Linked DNA regions of Homo sapiens: region 2 is linked to region 1. Evidence: chromatin loops called from intact Hi-C (ENCODE). Cell type or tissue: HepG2. All regions are shown on one strand. Each heading gives the region's core, and the rest is flanking DNA. Links, peaks and the distances in the headings are about the cores only. Region 1 has its middle 86 kb from the start of FASLG. Region 2 overlaps SLC9C2 (solute carrier family 9 member C2 (putative)).

Evidence for each region. A loop is a pair of places that touch in the nucleus more often than their neighbours do. Peaks named below come from ENCODE experiments on the same cell type or tissue, not always from the same donor. Only the 100,000 strongest peaks of a DNase experiment are listed, where the experiment ranks them.
Region 2: it touches region 1 in a loop (6-fold over the local background); 2 of 110 quality-filtered maps call a loop at or near these places.

Annotation. Positions count from the first base shown.
Region 1 is chr1:172,739,534-172,750,028 of GRCh38, reverse strand. It overlaps the pseudogene SLC25A38P1. Among named protein-coding and RNA genes, the nearest start is that of FASLG, 86 kb to the right of the region's middle. In HepG2, for the core only: CTCF peaks have their summits at 4,873 (motif pointing left) and 7,236 (motif pointing left); DNase peaks (open chromatin) are centred at 3,508 and 4,878.
Region 2 is chr1:173,500,589-173,511,083 of GRCh38, reverse strand. It overlaps SLC9C2 (solute carrier family 9 member C2 (putative)), which reads left to right. Exons shown (of 28, transcript NM_178527.4): 24 at 1,385-1,516; 25 at 4,043-4,228; 26 at 5,753-5,837; 27 at 7,758-7,818; 28 at 9,987-10,495. The coding sequence ends at 9,990. Among named protein-coding and RNA genes, the nearest start is that of PRDX6, 29 kb to the right of the region's middle. RefSeq lists an enhancer at 5,075-6,274. In HepG2, for the core only: a CTCF peak has its summit at 4,417; a DNase peak (open chromatin) is centred at 4,433.

The DNA of each region.
Region 1 (10,495 bases), core at 2,739-7,738:
TTGACTGAGAACCAATTAAAGAATGGCATCTATTCCTCCTCATCCTACCATCACCTCAGTCAGTCTGTGACCTGGTAACAGTGACTCCTCTCCTCACATCCAGTCCTCCCTGGCTGGAGCTCCTCAGGCCCGGCAGGCAGCTTACAGCTTCTCTGGCTTTGTGATTCCTTGCCCAAGAACGTACCCAAGGAGACCCTGTGGTGTAGGTGTGGGCCAGAAGCGCAGCCACCTGACAGAGCTCTCCTGGGAAAATGCCTTTCCAAGTAGCCTCTCAGGGTATGCAAAACTCTCTCCTAACACCCCAGTGTGTTCTATGTATTGGTGACTCCTCTTTTGGAGATTGTGAAGGCTCAAATCAGGTCCATATATTTTTCTCCTTAAAGGGATTACCGAAGGCAAAGGCAACACAATTTCTGCCTGGTTTTCCAGGTAGGACTTCATCTTACTGCAGAATAGTAAGCAGCAGCAGCCCTTGGCAGAAACCAAGCAGGGCAATAGATTTCACCCTTTCCCAGTCCTCTCTTGGTCAGGACTTCAGGCCCATCTTGGCCATCATCTCTTCATACACCATCTACGCCATTGCTGCCATTAGAGTTCTGCAGAGGGCTCGGGGGATGCCACCTTGGAAGAAGCCACGTAGTCCATAGTCTTTGAAAGTAAGTGTCACTGCTTGGCCAATCCATTGAAACTTCAGTGGGTAAAGCTGCATATGAGTTTTGATAACATCCGCAGGTTGAGTTACCAGTGAGGCGAGAATACCAGCAAATATCCCACAGCTGAAATTTGTAATAGGAATAAAGGTTGCATCCACCTGGTCATGGGGCACTATGTTTTTGGTCTGGTTGTAAAACATCAGGTAGTTTCCTGAAAAGGGCATATCTCGAAGGAGAGTTGCTGTCAGGCCACTGAAGAGGCCCCGGTGCCCCTCACTGCGATAGATGCTCCTCACGGCAGCGTAGATACTCTCATAGCCATATTTCCCACTCTCATAGCACATCTTGATTACAGTGATGGGTAACATACAGACCCCTGCAACAGAGAGAGAGCCCACCCCCAGCATGATTGACTCCAGGGCGGTTGGGGGATGGCCTCGCAAGAAATACCGCTTCAAAGACTAGAGAGTGCCAAAGTAGATTCCAACGCCAGGGACACATCTCACAACGGAAGGGGACATCCCTTTCCAAAGGCCTAAAAGACTCTCCGTGTGAACCACCTTCAAGAGTACAGCCAACATCCCAACACGTCTAGACCCATGATCTGAGGGCTGGAGGGTTTGCAGGCGTGTTTTAAGGAGATCCAGAGGTTGGAAAAGGAGGGTAGAGCAGGTTCCACTGATGGAGCCACACAGGAAAGCCTTGATCACCAGATGTAACTGGTGGTGCCTCATGTTTTCTTCATACCATAAGCGTTTCCACTGTGTCTCTGACATCTTGGGGTTGCAGCAGTGACGAATGTGAGTTCTGAATCATTGGAGATGAGGCCCGCGAGTGCTCTGGGCCCAGGGTGCCGTCGACGGGTGCTTGGGCCCAGCCCTGGAGGCCTCGAAGAAGGTGAGGGGATGGCTTACTTTAAGCCAAGGGCTCTCTGACCTCTGCGCCTGTAAGCATGCAGCCGCCCGGGTTCAGATCCTGCTAACACAGGGGCTGCAGGCGCAGAACAATTCCGCCACAGGAATTACGCGCCGCTCTTCACCCGCGCGGCAGACTCCGCGGCTCTGCTCTCCTGCCCATCCTGCCCCGCCGCGGGCTTCAGCACCGGAGGAGATGAGGTTCTGTGTCTAGAACCTTTCAATAAGTCCTTTTCCTGCTTATATAATCTAGAGCTTATACCTATTAATTGCAACCAAGACTCTCAGCTAGAACAATATTTAATCAGTACTTGTATGTTATGATTTTAATAAATATATTTTATTAAGAAGTACAAATAGCTATCACATACTAAATTTCATAAATATTAGCAGTTTAGTAAGTCTCCCTACTGAATCTATTCCATCCTAATAGATGCTGCCACCTACTTTATAGCAACTACCAAATGACAGGCCTAGTACCTAACAAAAGTTAAAAGGGGGACTTGCCTTGCCTTGAAAATTCAGCCCCCTGTAATCCCAGCCCTTTGGGAGGCCAAGGCAGGCAGATGGCTTGAGTCCAGGAGTTCACAGACCAGCCTGGGCAACATGATGAAACTCCGTCTCTACAAAAAATACAAAAATTAGCCGGGCTTGGTGGTGCATACTTGTAGTTCCAACTACTCAGGAGGCTGAGGTGTGAAGATCGCTTGAGCCTGGGAGGCAGAGGTTGCAGTGAGCTGTGATCACTCTAGCCTGGGCAACAGAGCAAGACGCCATCTCAAAAAAAAGAAGGAAGGAAGGAAGGAAGGAAGGAAGGAAAGAAAGAAAGAAAGAAAGAAAGAAAGAAAGAAAGAAAGAAAGAAAGAAAGAAAGAGAAAATAGAAAAGGAAATTCAGTCCCGTGAAGTAATAGCAATTTTTATATACTTGTGAAATATAAACTGTCTTGAATATCTCACTAATTATTTAATACATGCTGCTTCACTACTGGGCTTTTCTTATTCTCTCCAATTGCCCAAATGACTTACCAAGGCAATAGGTAGTGATGATGGCTCAGTGATATAGAATTTGACAATAATTCTATTCGCGCTTTCTTGGACCCAGAGGGATTTAATTATTGAGGAAAGAAAGACAGTCTCCTTGATTGGAGGACAGCGGCACTCCTATGATTTGGATACCCAAGAGCAAAGTTAAATGGAGATTCTAGGGCAGACATGCAAGTGGGCTTGATCTCACTTATCTACTGTGATCTGACAGCAGTGGCTGTCAGGAGCATGGTGACGGGAAGTATCTTGAGGCTACATCCTGGCTAAGCAAGAAAAACATAAGACAATTAACAATGCTTGCAAGGATGCAGAAGTGGTGACAAGAGCCCATATTGGCTCTACATGTTATCATGAAAAAATTAACCAAATAAGACCACGAAGGAGAGTTAGATTACAAGAAACTCCTTATTCTGTATAGTGGCTATGTACAGCCTTAATTTTGATTCTCAATAGACCTGCTGAGATTTCTTAGGGCCTGGATGAATAGTCCAATATCACAAGCCATTAACATACATGAAAATTAAAGATGTAATACTAGCAAGTGATCCTCTTGGAAATGTCCCCATCAGGTTCCAGCTGACCAAATGTAAACTTATTTAAGTATGTTTGTAGATCTTGAGCTCTTAGCCACAAACATCACTTTAAATGATGAGTAAAAATAGATAAGTACTTCAAACATTGGCAAACACTCAAAGATTCAAAACCAAATGTTTCTTCCTAGTTTACCTTGTTTAAAAAGATGACACAAACTACTCCTAAAAACTAGTGACTGCCTACATTGGTAAACATTCTGGTCCTGGTGGCCTCTGGTGTTTCTTCCTTCTAGTCATGTTGTCCTTTTAAGCAAGGGTCACTCTTACTCCTCAGAGGAAAGTCAACATGACTCACTTTCAGAAACTGAAAGTACACCATGTCCACATAAGCAGTGCTGCTTACTGTATAACCGCAAAACCACATCAGAATAAGTCAGCTGCTCAGGAAGGAGAAGAAGGAGTGAGCTGAACAAACTCACCCCCATTCCAGATGGGGAGACTTTAAGAGTAGCCACAGGCTTCTTTGTTAAGCAGAGACTTAGATCAGAGGAGAAATGTCAGTGGCAGGCAGTGCAAGCAGGGTCCCTGGCTTCTGGTTACTGAATACATTGAAACAAGAGCCCACTCAAGGCCCCACTGTAAAGCCCTGAGGTTTTGGCTTCATCATCTCTTTCCTTTCCTTTGGTACATTCTTTCCCTAGTTTTCATCTCTCTCTGAACGTCAGGTGCTCTCTTGCCAAACCTCGTGTTAAGTGATTTTGGACAGGGTTTAAAGAAGTGGATCTTTTCTCTGAGTTAGATATTGTTAGGATCCCATGACTGGGTATCTTAATAATTCTTACCTAGAAGGTGTGAAGAATAAAACGAGACTGACTAAAGCATTCCTTGGTAAAGCAGCAGCAATCTCTTATATCAATAAGGATAGGGGCACACTGGTCATTTTTGTGGTCACTTTTAGACAACGCTCTTGGTTTCATCTGTGCTCAGACAGGATTATAGAGTGGATTTTATTTCTTTCTCTATTGTGATCACAGAGTGCCTTTTCTGATGTTGGCATTCTATGAAATTGTTTCTACTCAACAGGAGAACACTGGCCTAGCCATGAGTGCAGCACTAGCTTTAGCAACACCAAGGTCTAGCCTGTTCTCCATTCTTTCCTTGGGACAATCCACTCTTCCAAGTGACATAAACTAATCAGAAGAATTAATATCAGTTAACAAGAGTTAAGGGGCTGGGGAGGGGGGGTGTTCCGTACTTGCATTATAATAGTGACCTTTTAGAGAAAAGGCTGACCCCAGATAAACCATAATAGAGAAACTGGGTGGAAGAAAATAGATTCAGGAATTCTCCAATTAAACCATATAGGCAACCAGCTCCTCTGCCACCATATTAGCTGATCCTACATTTCATACCCACAGTTGAACTTCCAGGTAATCAACTAAATGAGGTCCATTCATGTTACCCTACTGTGCAGGCTTTTGGGATGGTTTGCCAACCACACTTCTAGAAGTCTCTCCTTTCATACAGAATCTCCTCTCATCTGGCAAGCTAGTCTCTTCTTGTTTTTCTGGTTTCTAAATGAATTCATATTGGAGCTTAACTTGCCAACCCTTATGAGTTGCTTTCAGAATGATCGCAACTGTTCTGAACAAGCCACCCTTTCTTGCTTGACTTCCCACTACTTTGGAGAGTGATTGTGAATCCTTGTGACTTCTCTTCACAGTACTCTTCTGCCACCTGGTGAAAGTTCGTAACACAACAAGACACTAGAGTTGCCATTCACTTTCAACTTCTACACACCCTGACACCAACACTAAGAAAACAGACACACTCACAGATGTCAGTCCATAAACACCTTGTAGGCATCTGATGCTCCCAGAAGAGGCCTGTCCACTAGGATTTCTGGGATGACCCCTCACCCATCTCTCCTTCTTCCGCCTCTCTGAAGGAAATAGCTGATTGAGAAGGATCCAGTTTTTTGCTAAGAGTTCACATTGAGACTGGAAAGGAAATGAGAATAAAAAGTATCTGGACTTCTGAAGGGGCCACAGTCAGCTCTGTGGGATAAGTGAAGCAGGAATTCCTGAGGACATCTTGCTGGTTCTCACCATCTTGTCTATAGTTCGTCCTAACAAATAAATCCGATGTCAACATTTATATCAAAGAAACAAGAAATAAATACCTATCTGTTTACCTCCTGTTTATATTAGGCCAGACATTTTACTTAATCTTCAGAATAGCTCTGTGAGATAATATATATAATTGTATAAATCTATGGGGTACAATATGATGTTTTCATCTATGTATACATTGTAGAAAGACTCAGTCAAGCTAATTAAAATATCGATCGCTTCACCAACTTATCATTTTTTGTAATGAGAACATTAAAAATCTATTCTTTTAGTAATTTTGAAATATATAATAACATATTATTAGCCACGGTCACCATGCAGTGTAATAGAACACTAAAATATATTTCTCTAATCTAACTTAAACTTTATACCCTTTGATCAACATCTTCCCTTTCCCAACACCTTCCAGAATATGTTAACACTCCCACTTCACAGAAAGAAAATGAAGGCATGGAGAGGCTAAGCAATGTGTCCAAAGTGACGTCCCTGGTTAGAGGAAGAGTTGAGGCTGAACCTCAGAGAGAAACGCCCTTGCAACTGCTGTACTTTTCTGACTCTTGCTATGCCACCTGGAGTACTGATCACTGGAGGAGAGAAAGAGGGAAAGAAACTCCCTACCTCCTTCCTGAGTCGACATTCTGTACCTCTTGGTACTGCATTTCTCAGGCACCCTAGTGCCCTTGGACCAGATTCCCAGCTTCCATGGCCTCAGGGAACATGGAATACTAATCATCCTTTTCCTTTGTCCTGGATAGTTGTAATAAGGAATCAGCAAGAGAAACTGAAAATCTAAATTCTCCTTCAGATCTAACTATTAAAAAATATGAAGCAATTAATAAAGTATGTATGTAGACATGTAAATAGAATAATAATATTTTAAATGTAACCTAAATGTTTGAAGGAACTTTTAAATAGATTTAAAAAGAAAATTAATTTTTAAAATCAAAATAATTTCTGAATCTTTTCTGCACACGAATGAACCTTTAGGGTCATGAAAAAGCTCAAACTGATGTATTTGAGATGTAAGAAGGACACCAGAAATGGAGTGCTTGCAACCCAGCCACCTGCCCTGACTGGCCAGCCTGGTGGCTCCTTCCTAGAGGAGAGATCAGGTAGGGCTCACTGGCATGGAGAAAAGCTGGTAAGTGTTGCTCTCTTAGGGAATCTCTGAACATAAGGAATGGGGAACAAGGAGAGGGGGAAAAAAGGAGGAACTCCTTCAAAGGACACTTTGGTCTGAGTGGCATCCATGGCAGAGACCATGAAAGGAACTCACAGATGACTCTCTGGAATAGAGATCACGAAGTGATGATGGTTCAAGAGCCAACTCCATTCCCATAGATGTGTTTTGATTGACTCACTCAGTGCTTTGTAAACTGTGAATTAGTGCCAGCATTTACAAATCAGGAAATTTCATATCAGTTTGTATTTTTGACTTGTCATGAGAAATGGAAGATCTGGTAATGCCAGGCCCACATCCCCACGTGAGAACAAGCTGAGTCCATCCAGGCCCTTCAGAGGATCAAGTGACTACTGCAGGCAGGCTGCAGTAGTCACTCAGCTTCCGTCTGGGAACCTAGAAGCAATTGAGTCTTTGGCTTTTGATCCAGCGGTGGCTGGCCACCCCACCAGCAAAGAACAGTGTACTGCCCCTAAAATCTGCCCACCCACCTAATTCTCAGCCTTCAGACAGGGCCATGACCACATGAATGTAGAGGCTATGGCCCCTCACCCCATTTAAGGATGTCCATAATTTGGTTAATCTTTCTGTACTTGTCAACTTGTGAATTGTTAAAGGCCAGAAGCTGACTCTTATTTTTCTTTGGACCCTATCCTCCTCCCCACTTTCACCCCTCTCAGTTCCTAATAAAGTGCCTTGCCTATAGTAGACTGTCAATAAATGTTGAATACATTTTTTTAAAAAAATCGCTGAGTGGGCGTTGTCTTCTACTGCCATCTAGCGACCATAAAATAGAATCATGCCTAAACACTGACACACCTGTAGGAATCACATGTTCCTTGCCCATCCATCTATTCATCTTCTTTCTTCCTTCCTTTATTTTTTTCATATTCTTATTTTTTCATTCCTTTGTCTATTCATTCATCCTTTCACTCAATACATACGTTTTGCTCATCACCTAGGTGACAGACACTGTGAGCTATGAAGAATCAATACAAACGTGCATAGATACAGAGAACTCCTATTGCTAGCCAAGAGGGAACAAGTCCACTACAGCCACTGTCTCTCATGGATTACAACTGAAAATAGTGGACAAAACATAAACTGCAACTACTTGAGAGCTCTAAAAAAATTAAGAATGCAAGCAAATTAGGAAGGAGAAGCTAAGCTTGAAGAAAAATCCATTCACAGGTGAATTTCCTTGGTATTTTTGTTCTTTTGTTTTCCCACTTTGACTCAAGAGTGGTTCCATCATGGAAGCGAGCAGCAAAAGCTCTAAGAGTATTTCTGATCAGAGGGCCCAGAAAATAGGTCCCCATAAAAAGAGGACTGGGAAAAATGGGAAGAGTAGAAAATTCCCATCAGTTTTTCTATTTTTTCCCAGTTCTACACCAAGGGCAGCCCACCCATGAACCTACAATGTGGTGGCAACAATGTCTCCAGTACCTAACACCTTGAGGGAAAACCCAAATTTTGGGCCAGAGGAACTAGAAAGGAACCAAAAGGAAATCCTGTAGTACAAAAAGGGTAGATGAATCACTTTTATGTTTTATCTTCCTCTCTCTTTTCTCTGCCATTTTGCTCTAAAGGCAGCCCCGATCATGGAGAATTATGGGTATTATGGTCACTATAGCTTCAAGTTAAATCTTATCTTTCTAGTGACCACATAACTAGGAAAACAAGCCCTTGGAAGTCAGAGAATTTGGGGGAAAGAAATACTTGAGGGGAAAGAGCTAGAGAAGGAAATCTTCTAATTCTGTAGCTAAAGACACACTGGAGTTATCTCTGAGTAGCACATGCACAGACAGACCCAGAGCAGCACAGCAAAGGCCTTGAAAATGTAACTAACATTGGAATCACCATCCAGAAAGGTGAGCTAAAACTTGCAGTCTGAACCTAACAAAATTGAGTATCTACAAAAGCAAAATAACAACAACCAAAAAATAACCTTCCCCAAAGGACTTTATTAGGACATAGAGTCTCCCCATATAGTACTCAAATTGTCAATAAAATCCAAAATAACTTGACATATAGCACCAAAAACATCTAACCACTCGTAAGGGAAAACAAAATCAACAGATGTCAATCCTGCGATGACCCAGATATGGGAATCAGACAGAATTTAGAGCAGTTACTATAATTGTGCTTCTAGAAGGAACCACTTTTGAAATGGATAAAAAAATAGAAGTGCTCAGCAGAGAAGCAGGAGCTACAAATACAGAATCAAATGGTGATTTTAGAACTAAAAAATATAATATCTGAAATATAAAATTTACTGGATGGACTCAAGGGAGATAATAGAGGAGTCAGCAAGCAAGTATAGATCAATAAAAATTATTCAATCTGAAGAATTCAGAGGGAAATTATTTTAAAAAACAGAGCTCCAGAGACCTAGAGGAAAATATTCAAAAGTCTAATATTCATATCATTGAAATCCCAGAAAAAGATGAGAGAGAGATTGGCACAGAAAAAAAATTTGAAGAAATAATGGCTTAAAATATGTAAATTATGAAATGAAAAACATAATGTGTAGGGAGCAGGAAATATGTAGTTTTTCTATGTAATGGAATTTAAGGGGTTATCAGCTTAAAACGTACTGTTATACCTATAAGACGTTATATATACACATCTTGGTGACCACAAAACAAAAACCTATAGTAGATATATAACAGACAAAGAAAAAAATCAAAGCATACCACTACAACAAATCATCAAATCACAAAAGAAGACTCAAAATAAGCAAAAAAAAAAAGAAAGAAAGAAAGAAAGAGAAATCTAACAAAATGGCAATAGGAAGTTCTTACCTACTGATAATTACCTTGAAAGTAAATAGATTAAATTCTCTAAGCAAAATAAATAGAGTGGTTGAATGGGGTGGTTTTGTTTGTCTGTTTGTTTGTTTTTGAAATGGAGTCTCGCTCTGTCACCCAGGCAGGAGGGCAGTGGCACAGTCTCAGCTCACTGCAACCTCTCCCTCCCAGGTTCAAGTGATTCTCCTGCCTCAGCCTCCCAAGTAGCTGGGACTACAGGTGCACACTACCACACCTGGCTAATATTTTGTATTTTTAGTAGAGACACATTTCCCCATGTTGGCCAGGCTGGTCTCAAACTCCTGACCTCAAGTGATCTGCCTGTCTCAGCTTCTCAAAGTGCTGAGATTACAGGGATGAGCCACCACACCTAGCCCTGAATGGATTTTTTTAAACCCTAACTATATGCTCTTTATAAGATACTTACTTCAGCTTCTAGGACATGTATAGACTGAAAGTGAAGGGATAGAAAAAGACATTCCATGAAAATGGAAAGGAAAAGATAGCAAATGTAGCTATACTTACGTCAAAATAGACTTTAAGTCAAAACTGTAAAAAGAAACAAAGAAGGCAATTTTTAATGACAAAGGAATCAATATATTAAGAAGATATAACAATTATAAATATATATGCAGGCGACATCAGAGTGCCTAAATACATAAAACACATACTAATAGATCTGAAGGGAGGAATAGACAGTAAAACAATAATAGTGGAGGACTTCAATACCTCACTTTCAACAATTAATAGATCATTCATACAATCAATGAGGAAATATTGGACTTAAACTACACTTTAGACCAAATGGACCTAACAGATGTATACAAAACACTCTCTCCAACAGAAGCATGTACACATTTGTCTTGAGTGCACATGAAACATTCTCTGGGATAGATCATATGTTAGGCCACAAAAGAAGTATTTAAATATGTTAGAAAATTGTAATCATACCAAGTATCTTCTCTGATCACAATGGTATGAAAATAGAAATTAATAACAGGAAAATTCAAAAATATGTGGAAGTTAAATAATGTGTTCCTGAACAGTTAATGGGTAAAGAAAAGAAATCAAAGGGGAAATTTTAAAATATCTTGAGACAAACAAAAATGGAAACAAACATACTAAAACTTAAGGGATGTAGCAAAAGCAGTTATAAGAGGGAAGTTCACGGTAGTTAATGCCTACATTAAAAAGAAAGAACTCAAGTAAACAACTTAATGTTACACTT
Region 2 (10,495 bases), core at 2,013-7,012, 760 kb before region 1:
CAGCTTAGTGAGAGAGTGAGACTCTGTCTCAAAAAAAAAAAAAAAAAAAAAAAAGGAAAAGAAAGGAAAAAAAATCCAGGAAACAATAGATGCTTGTGAGGCTGTGGAGAACTAAGAACACTTTCACACTGTTGGTGGGAATGTAAATTAGTTCAACCATTGTGGAAGACAGTGTGATGATTCCTCAAGGACCTAGAACCAGAAATACCATTTGACCCAGCAATCCCATTACTGGGTAAATACCCAAAGGAATATAAATCATTCTACTATAAAGACACATGCACATGTATGTTTATTGCCACACTATTCACAAGAGCAAAGACATGGAACCAACTTAAATGCCCATCAATGATAGACTGGATAAAGAAAATGTGGTACATACACACCATGGAATACTGTGCAGCCATAAAAAGGAATGAGAACATGTCCTTTGCAGGGACATAGATGAAATTGGAAGCCGCCATCCTCAGCAAACTTACACAGGAACAGAAAACCAAACACTGCATGTTCTCACTCATAAGTGGGAGTTGAACAATGAGAACACATGGACACAGGGAGGGGAACATCACACACCAGGGCCGTTTGGGGATTGAGGGGGTGAGAGGAATGAGAGCATTAGAATAAATAGCTAATGCATGGGGGGCTTAAAACTTAGATGACATGTTGATAGGTACAGCAAACCACCATGGCACACGTAGACCTAAGTAACAAACCTACGCATTCTGTACTTGTATCCTGGAACTTAAAGTACAATGAAATAATTAAACAAAAAAAGAAATGAGCCAAAGAATTCTCAATCTTTGGAGACTATATGATGCAAAAGAGCAGGATCCAGAGTCTTAGGGGTGTGTGGAGTGGAAGGAAATGTTGTTTTAGCTATTTCATGTCATTTCATTTTTGGAAGAGGAGAGAAGGCATGAGTTTAGTCATAAGGCTGAATTGAATTCACTGAAGTTCGTGTAACTTGAATCTGAAAGTGTATCTTTTTTATTCAGCTAAACTATTTGCCTCTGGAAACAAATACTGTGAATGAGCTCATGTTATCTACCATGACAATAAAAATAGATAAGTTCATATGGCTTAGTTCCTGAATCCTGGACTTTGGGCTCATGAGCCATATCCTTCATTATATCTATTGACTGATATACATTTTTCTGGTCTCTTATTAAAGTCTATAGCTTTAATCACACCATACATTTTATCATCTTATACTTAGCAAACAACCATTTTCACAATACAAATGCTTCTAAATGACAAGAGTATCATAATTATGCTAGAATTGATAGTTTTTCTGAAGGTTAAATCTGCAGGCATCTTGTTTTTTGATGGTCTTGTAATTTAGTTCCACATCAAGCTGCTATGGCCTGGTTCCTTTTTGTTTCAGGCCTGCTTTATCTCCCTGGAGGATTTATATGAAGGCTTTGATGCCTTCTGGCCATCTCTGGAATATAAAATATGGCTAAAGCTTGCTCTCAGTACTGCCTATCAGTATTTTGAATCAAGTCTTATTGATGAGGTAAGTTATGTGATTAAAATATTAATAAATTGAATTTTTATGCATTGTATTTTTTACAAAATGCATTTCATATTTTTGAGACAAAAATAGAAAGGAAATTTGTGTTTGATTTTTTTTTTTTTTGAGACAGAGGCTCACTCTGTTGCCCAGGCTGGAGTGCAATGGTGCAGTCTCAGCTCACTACAACCTCTGTCTCCCAGGTTGAAGCAATTCTCCTGCCTCAGCCTCCCAAGTAACTGGGATTATAGGCGCCTGCCCCCACCTCTGGCTAATTTTTTTTATTATTAGTAGAGACAGGATTTCACCATGTTGGCCAGGCTGGTGTTGAACTCCTGACCTCAAGTGATCTACTCACCTCGGCCTCCCAAAGTGCTGGGATTATAGGCGTGAGCCACTGTGCCTGGCCCTGTGTCTGCTTTTCTAAAATGAGATTGCTAGAATTTTAACTGCTCTCTTATCCTGAGTTCCTACAGGTTGTCAATCCTTTTGTCACAGCTAATTTTCCCAAGCTACTTGCAATCATTTCTAAAAAAAAAAAGAAGGTAGATTTAGCAAATTCAAAATAGGTAGATCCCCCCCTGAACCAAGCATAGTGTTAATCAGAATGTGTTAACAAACGCTCTGTCTGTATTTATTATTGCCTACTCTGCCGATGTTAATATAAGTCTGTAAATCTCCTGCCTTTTCAAAATCTTTGTGGAGGTGACTGAGCCTCTCTCATGGACTTCCCCTCCAAAGAGTAGTGGTTCAAGTTTTCTCTGGACAAGCACAATTTACAATCTCACATTTGTATCCTATTTAGTAACTATTGGAACCCTTACTAGCTAGTGAGTCAGGAACTGGGGAAGTGAACTGGGAAAGATTGGAAGTTCAGTAATATTCACTGAACTGAGCGACTGGGTATAAATAAATATTGGGTTAAAAAATGAGTGTGTCATACAAGCCAGTCAGGTTTCTTTTACTTTATTGCAATAATAACTTTCAGAAAAATTTTAGCAGAGGGATAAGGGGATTGGAATTCTTCTCTTTTCCTTTTACCTTGCATCTTCATGAGAAGTGGGACAAATTTAGAGTCTAGTATGAAACTTCAGGGGTGAGAATTAGGACCAATGGGTAGAAACTGTATGGACTCAGACTTGACTCAATAATAAGATGAATGTCCTTTAAATTTTTTTAAATTCACAAGCAACACATATTCATTATATAAATGAGAAAGTACAGATATAAAACATTAAAAAAATTGTATTTATTATTAAATAGAGAATCTCTATTTAATACTTAGTTTCTTTCTTTTTTTTTCCATTAAAGAACTAGCCAATTAAGATTTTTTTCCCTCTAAATCACAGAACTCAAAATGTATATGCATTTTAAAATCAAACCAAAACAGCTGATTTTTTTTTAGATTTTCTGGTTGTGAAATACTAGATACATTTGCTAATTTTTAAATGTTTTTGGTTCCCAGTTGTGCTGGTGCCCTCAGCAAATAAATGTATGATTCACCTGTCAGTGACTGAGATTCAGGGACTGGCTCATGTAGCTGTGCCCTGAATGGGGGTGGAGATGTTTAGACTGAGCTGACAGCCCTGTCAGGGCCCTGTGCAGGAGATGCCTACTGTTGGGCTGATCTCTAAATTCCTGGGTTAGTTTGCAAGCACGGCTGTAACAAAGTACCACAAACTGGGTGGCGTAAAAAAACCAGAAATGCATCGTTTCACAGTTCTGGAGGCTAGAAATTAGAAATCAAGGTGTTGGGAGGATTGGCTCCTACTGAGGGGCTGTGAGGGAGAATCTGGGCCAGGCCTCCCTCCTTGGCTTATAAATGGCTGCCTTTATATTCACGTGGCGTTCTCCCTGTGTGCAAGTCTGCGTCCAAGTTTCCCCTTTTTATAAGGACACTAGTTGTTCAAATTAGAGGCCCAACCTATTCCAGTATGACTTCATCTTAACTAATTGCATCTGCAATGACCCATTTCAATAAGGTCACATTCCAGGATACTGGGAGTTAGGACTTCAGCATAAGAATTGGGTGGGAGGTGGTGTGTGTGTGTGTGTGTGTGTGCACAATTCAACCCATAATAACTCCCTCCCAGTTCTAAAGTCTATGACTCTGAGCCTTGAAGTATAGCTCAGACTCTAGCTTGCTTTGTTTTGGCTTTGTGTTATTCCTATTCACCTGTCAAGTGGAACATAAGCTTACTTGTAAGTGAAACTCTGAATCTTTTAAGACTCTGAGTCTTGTGCAAATAGAAATCTCCTGAGTCATAGCCAACTACCCTGCTGTGGCTGAGAGCTCACAATTTAGGGCTGGGCAACAGTATCCAGGGCCCATTAACAGCATAAACATTTGGAATTTAGAAATTTGTCAGAGGCCATTCTGAATGCTAAATAAATCCTGTCTGTTGGTGCCAGGGGCTGTGTACCTTCTGACACCCTCAAATAATTCAGATAGATCAGTAAATCTGTTTTCTTCTTGATACCATCTGTCAGTTTGTATGACTTATTTTCTAAAATGCAATTTTATTATAGGACTTAAGGTTTCAGAACTGTGTGATGTTCAATCAAGCATATGTGGAAACTTTATCAAGCTATAGTGACATGATTATTGATAATATGACCATGAAATTTGTTATCATTGTGTATGGCAGTGTAATTGATACTAAGACAGAGGAACCATATTTTGCACCTTGCATTATACCTACAACCTGTGAGCAGGTAAGAAATATCATTTCTAAAGAGTCTCTTGCTCTTCACGGTGCTCCAAAAGTGACTTTAAAACTCAACTGATCACCTTAAAAAGAAATTTAACCTGGAATGACCCTGTAGTTCTTACTTGCCTTTTACAAACAGTAAAAATGTACCTAGGGCTTCTGTGTACTGTAATACAGGTGCCCTACACAAGGGTGTGCCCAAGGGACAGGGAGCTGAAATCTGCCTGCTGTTTGCTTGCCACGCCCTTTGCCCTGGCGTGGGGCTGTGCCAAAGGAAGGATGAGATGCTGTAAGTTTTCCCTAGTTTACGCCAAGGCAACGATGCCGTGTTCTAGCATAGCTCTGGAAGTATCTGCACTGGTTGACAAAAAAGGAGTAGAGTAGGGGCCACATCACTTTGTTGACACATTAGGGGCTATGGGCACTTGATAGTAGATCCTGGGCCCTGGGCCTCAGCATTCCATACCTCTGTAAAGACAAAGGAAGTGTGACCACCTAGGACATAAGAGGGCATGGGAAGGATAGAAGCAAAGTCCCTAATGGCCCAAGCTGCCTGCCACTGGGCAAAGGAATGGGGAGGACCCAGAGGCCATGGGAAGAGCTGACTGACATCTCTTTAAATCTGGCAGTAAGTTTCTACCTTATGGGAGAGACCTTTTCTCCCAGTTCAGGCTGTGAAAAGTCATTATGAAAATTTGTCCTGGAAAAGTTGGTAAACCTAAAAAATGAATTTTCTTCTTTCAAAACATTCTTATTTTGTACCTTTCATCAATTCAGATGATGAAGGTAATTTACATGTTTTTAATAGAAAATTAAAATCTTGTTTAGCTTTGAAACAAAGGATGGAGGCAAGAAGCAAGGAAGCAACAGGAGTAATACTGCAGCTTAGTTTCTTAAGAGACCAGGGTTTGGAGTCAGGCACACTTAGGCTTAAAACTTGATCCCTGTGCCTACTTGTACTTGAGCTTAGGTAAGTTGCTTAACCTTTCTGACCCTCAATTTCCTTCATGGTAAGATAGGGATAAGGTCAGCAGCCATCTTATCGGGTTATTGGGAGGATTAAATGAGATAATATGTGGTAATCTAAAAATGATAGTTATAATGATTACTTGTTTGATGCTGGCATTCTGGGAGGCAGATTTTATGGCACATGGGACAAATGGTCTAAGAAAGGAAGACAGTCTTGCCATCCTGGGAATGCTGAGCCTTGAGCCCTTGAGCATCAGTGTAGGAGTAAAAGTAGCTTACTGGATGCTGGGGATTCCCTGCTTTCCAAACTGGGAATTTCCAGCCTAGTTATGAGTAAGGTGTAGAAATTTCCTCTCTGGTGTCTAAATATGCAAGGACAATTTGTTGGTCTAAGACTTCTCAACATCAAAGAGGATTTGAAATTTAGAATATAGAGCCAAGATTGAAGACCCAGCTTTAGGCTTTGGCTTATTTTTTATACTCTTTGGAAAGATTAGGAAGCAGCCAGGTTAGAGATCAAAGAATGCTCTTTTGACTAATTTTGACTTTTCTCCTCTAGGTTCAGGGAACTTCTGATTTAAGCAAGCTGCTGATAATCCAAGCATCTGAGCTTACCCAAAGAAATAGTAACACCAATGTCATGGGTAAGGGGTAGACCTTTAGTGGTAGGAAAACTATTGAGAAGGAACTTCAATACATGTAAAATTCCTTTAACTCTAAGAAAGTGATTTGAGAGGGCACTATGTGGGTTTATCATTAGTCCCCATCCTTGGGCCCACCCTGGCTGCCACATTGCCCTGGGAGGTCACATATGAGAGACTTCCAGACCCTAAAATCCAGGTGGCTCCTTCCTCTGCCATGTCCCTCCCTCCATACACTAGTCAGGGGAGAGCAGCTTCTGCAATGCACTCTGTTGCTGCCCTGGTAGGCTGCAGCCACATGGTGCTGGCAGTGCAAGAATGGGGAGGGAACAGACTCTTTCACAGGAGCCCAGGTATGGGGAACTGGTTTGCTCCCAGCAACTGAAGGGAATAGGAAACCTTACCCATAGTCAGTGAGTATTCCATGGTCACAGCTACAAGTCAAATGACTTGCCTTGAGTATGCCTTGATAGTCACTGAGTAGCTATAGTTACATTTATTAGCATCCAACTGCATGCATCATGGTGCTAAGCATTATACAGAGAAGACTTGATAGGAAGAGCTTGCTCTAGAAAAAACACACACAAGATCTTCCATCTTGTGCTCAGCATCCCTGCCCTCCCAAGCCCAATGACAAAATTCTCCCAGCTGCCCCAGCTTGAGGACACACTCTAGCTTTGTAACTCTAACTTGCACCATCCCAGTGTTTACAATTCATGTGATCCATCAGTTTAGCTATTATGCAATTCTTAATGGATTGTTGCTTTGGGGGGAGGATTTGCACGATTTCAAATTGTGTGCGAAGAGTGACGTTTTCTCAGTCTTATATCTCACTGTTTCTCAATTGCTTGCTTTTTATAAAATGCAGCCCCGCTGTGTGCTGGGTACTGTGCCAAGTGCCAATTGGTGAGTGAGCCAGATAAGGTGTTTGCCTTCATAGGGAGGAGAGACAGATATTCAATAAGTAATTAAGCTTTTCCCTTGGCAGCAATTTGAACCTCAGAGGTTCCTGTGGCTCACCCTCTTCTAGGGTCATATGCAGCACTGTGATTTAGGGAGCCCCCTCTGCTCCTGGGTCACCTTTCCAAGTTGGCTAGCACTGAGATGACCATTTCCCCAGCTCACAGTCTCTGAAGGTCTGCCGCTCTGCTGCTTTCAAATCACTCTTGGGGCACAGGAGTCTATGGCAAGGCTGGGAACTCAGGGTCTAGCGTCAGCCCCCTTGGGGCACCCTAAGAAGGGCTATTGAGTCAGAGATCTTAAGCACTGTCAGGGAGCAGGGCACAGGTCCCTAGTGTTCTTGTGCCCACAGGCCCCTTTTCTTGATGAGTTTCTCTGTAATCATTTTTAGATAGAGGGAAACACATCACTTTGTATTCCTCATGGGTTTCAGACAAAAGTCACAAATGGTAGGCACGTGGACTGGATCTTTGACTCTTAATTTGTTTAAGAGTCACTTGTTTTCTTTTAAAATTTTAAAATTAGTTGCCAAGTAGAAACAAATGTTTTGCATTTTAAAAATGCAGATTTTGAAGTTTTCATGAAAAAATAAGGTCTGCCAGCACTCAGCCCTCATTCCTGTATGTGGCAATAGATAGGGCTGAGTATCATTTGGCTTCTATAGAGGGAGCAGATGCTCTGCAGCTTGCCACAGTCCACACTGCTCACTCTCGCCTTTACCCCGCCCACTTCAACTGTTTACGTGATCTGCCTATTCTCATATGAGTTTGTCAGCCCTTGTATTGGACTTTAGGGAGCCTACTACGAACCTCTGAGGGAAGAAAAACAGGGACATTTGAGAGGGGGAAGGGAAAAGGGAAACTTATAGGGAGAAAGCAAATAGATATTTCAAAATATTTTCTGGTTGCCTTTACTCTTAAATTCCTAATTTACTTTTTCTGTTCAATGCTTGGATTTGGTTAGCCTCAGTCAACACGGTCTTTGAACAACCAGGAAAGAATATAAATGGAAGACAAAAGATGAGGTAATAAACTTGACACTTTGATTAGAATTTTTTCTTATTGCAAATATTGAACTATACAGCTAAAATAAATTGAGGCAAAATAGCAAATTGTAGGTGGTGAGAAAAGACACTCCTAGCTACAACTCATTAATTTGGACAAATTAGAATAAACCCCATTTAAATTACTTAAAAATTAAAATTACAGAGTATTTTTGAAAGATGTAATTTTGCCCCACCCCATTTTTACCCCCCTCACTGATATTTAGGTCAAAGAGTAGGGATCTATGGAATTTGGGGTGAGGAGGGACATACATCATGCACACGTGTAGACACTAGGGTCTAAATATCCATGCTCTGCCTCTGGAGTGTGGATTCCTGGATGTACAGATTGCTATGCTTGCAGTTTGTGGAGTCACAGGCTGATCACACGCATCTTCCTAGAGTACCAGTTTTACTTGAGGATCCTTTAAAGAAAAAGGTTAACTCATTTAACTGGTAGGTTATTTGAAACATTTTATATTAAAAAACATATTATCGAGTAGGATGACAAATTTGCATGAATTTTTAAGATAAAACAAGAGACTTCAAGACATTTTGTTGTGGAGAGTCATGTAGATGTTTGCCCCTACATCTTTTCCTTCTTTCCTCAGTAACCAGGACAAATTTAGAGAAGTTTGAGAAGGCTGGAAGTCACGCCTAGAGTTGAAAAGGAATATGGGCCTGTCTTATTGGACCAGGACAGAATAGAGACAATTTTGGTGGTGGTGGGGCAGCCTGCAGGGCTCATGACTGTAGAGGTCTCTATTAGGGCTCCTGTTTGGGCCAGAGCAGACTGCTGGGTGGACTGGAGGAGCAGATGGCTCTGACAGGTTAATAGGGTGCTAGACAAATGCAGAAGTGGGCCAGGTAGCAGTGATGGTGCTAAGCACAGGCTTCAAGGACCTTTAGCCTTTTCCCAGCCAGGTGCCAAGTCATCCCAAATAAACAGCTTTTTTTTTTTTTTTTTTTTTTTTTGAGATGGAATCTCACTCTGTCACATGGGCTGGAGTACATTGGCACAACCTTGACTCACTGCAACCTTTGCTTCCTGGATTCAAGCGATTCTCCTGCCACAGCCTCTGGAGTAGCTGGGACTACAGGCACATGCCACCATGCCTGGCTACTTTTTTGTATTTTTAGTAGTGACAGGGTTTCACCATGTTAGCCAGGATGGTCTCGATCTCCTGACCTTATGATCTGCCTGCCTTGGCCTCCCAAAGTGCTGGGATTACAGGCGTGAGCCACCGCGCCCAGCCATAAACAGCAAGAGAAGTCCCTTGGCCCACATTATCCCCAACTAGACAGCCACCCTAAGACTCTTCTAATAGCAATGTTGGTCCTGCCACTGTTATTTATGATAATCAAGGTAGTCTGCAGAATATTTGTTGGGGAAAGGAAAGTTGCATTGACCAAATTTATGGTCAATAGTTCCTTTAAACCAGGTAACTTGGTTCTTTTTAGGCAGCCCTCCTAGGGCCTTCCTCTCCTCTCTCTTAAAGGGACCTTATTTCACAAAGAGGAATTAAGAGTCAAATAATTGGTCTGGCGTGGTGGCTCACACCACCAAAAATTAGCTGGGCGTGGTGGTGGGCGCCTGTAGTTCCAGCTACTCAGGAGGCTGAGGCAGGAGAATGGCATGAACCTGGGAGGCGGAGGTTGCAGTGAGCCGAGACCATGCCACTGCACTCCAGCCTGGGCAACAGAGTGAGACTCTGTCTCAAAAAAAAAAAAAAAAAAAAAAAGAGTCAAATAATTGAGTTCCTCATTTGTTACTATCTTGTCTCAGCCCCCATTACTTAAAAAGATTCCCATTCCGATTTACAAAAAAAGTTTCCAATAGCCCTGCAATCAGTCATAAAGTTAATTGGAATTCAACTTCTGTAACATTTCTCTTCTTCTTAAACCCACCTTTGATAGACTACTCTCATGGAATTAATGTAGTATCTCTTCACAAGATGACAGCGTAGAGATGCACATGTAATTAATTATATGCATCACTCAAAACTCTTCATATGAAGATCTTTTAGGAGGAATGTTTCAGATAATAAAATAGAAATGCCTACATAAGTTTTCTGGTTCCATTTAATAGGTAAGAAGTTTTTCCTGAAATGTTTATAGGCTAATATTTAACTTTTGACTTTCTTTTATAGTTGAAAACTGGATACCATTTTAGAAAAGGGTATTAATGATACAAATATGATGTGTGGAGTCAGGTTAAAGACCAAACTACTTTCCTCGCTCAAATACTAAAGGATTATCTGCAAGGAGTTTACTTAGAAGCTACTGAAACAGGTTACTGCTGCATTTAGTTTATAAGCAATGGATGGACTTCTGTAAAACTTCTTAATTTTAAGTAGTTGCATTATATTTGGGATGTTAAAAAAGTCTTCAGGATAATATAAAATACACTGAAACATATGTCCTACCAAATGAAACCCTGTTTCCAGCTAAGAGCAAATTTTAACATAGTGCATTATAAAAAGTGTTGTATAACTGATATGTTACTCTCTAAAGCATAGAACCTGTAATTTTCATTTGTGAAATTGTTATAATTAGTGCCTCCCTAATATTTTCCCGAGTATAGCTATTCTCCCCTTCCCAGTTTGGTAAATATTGAAAAACAGAATTATATTCCACAATCTTAGTAACTTTCAGTAAG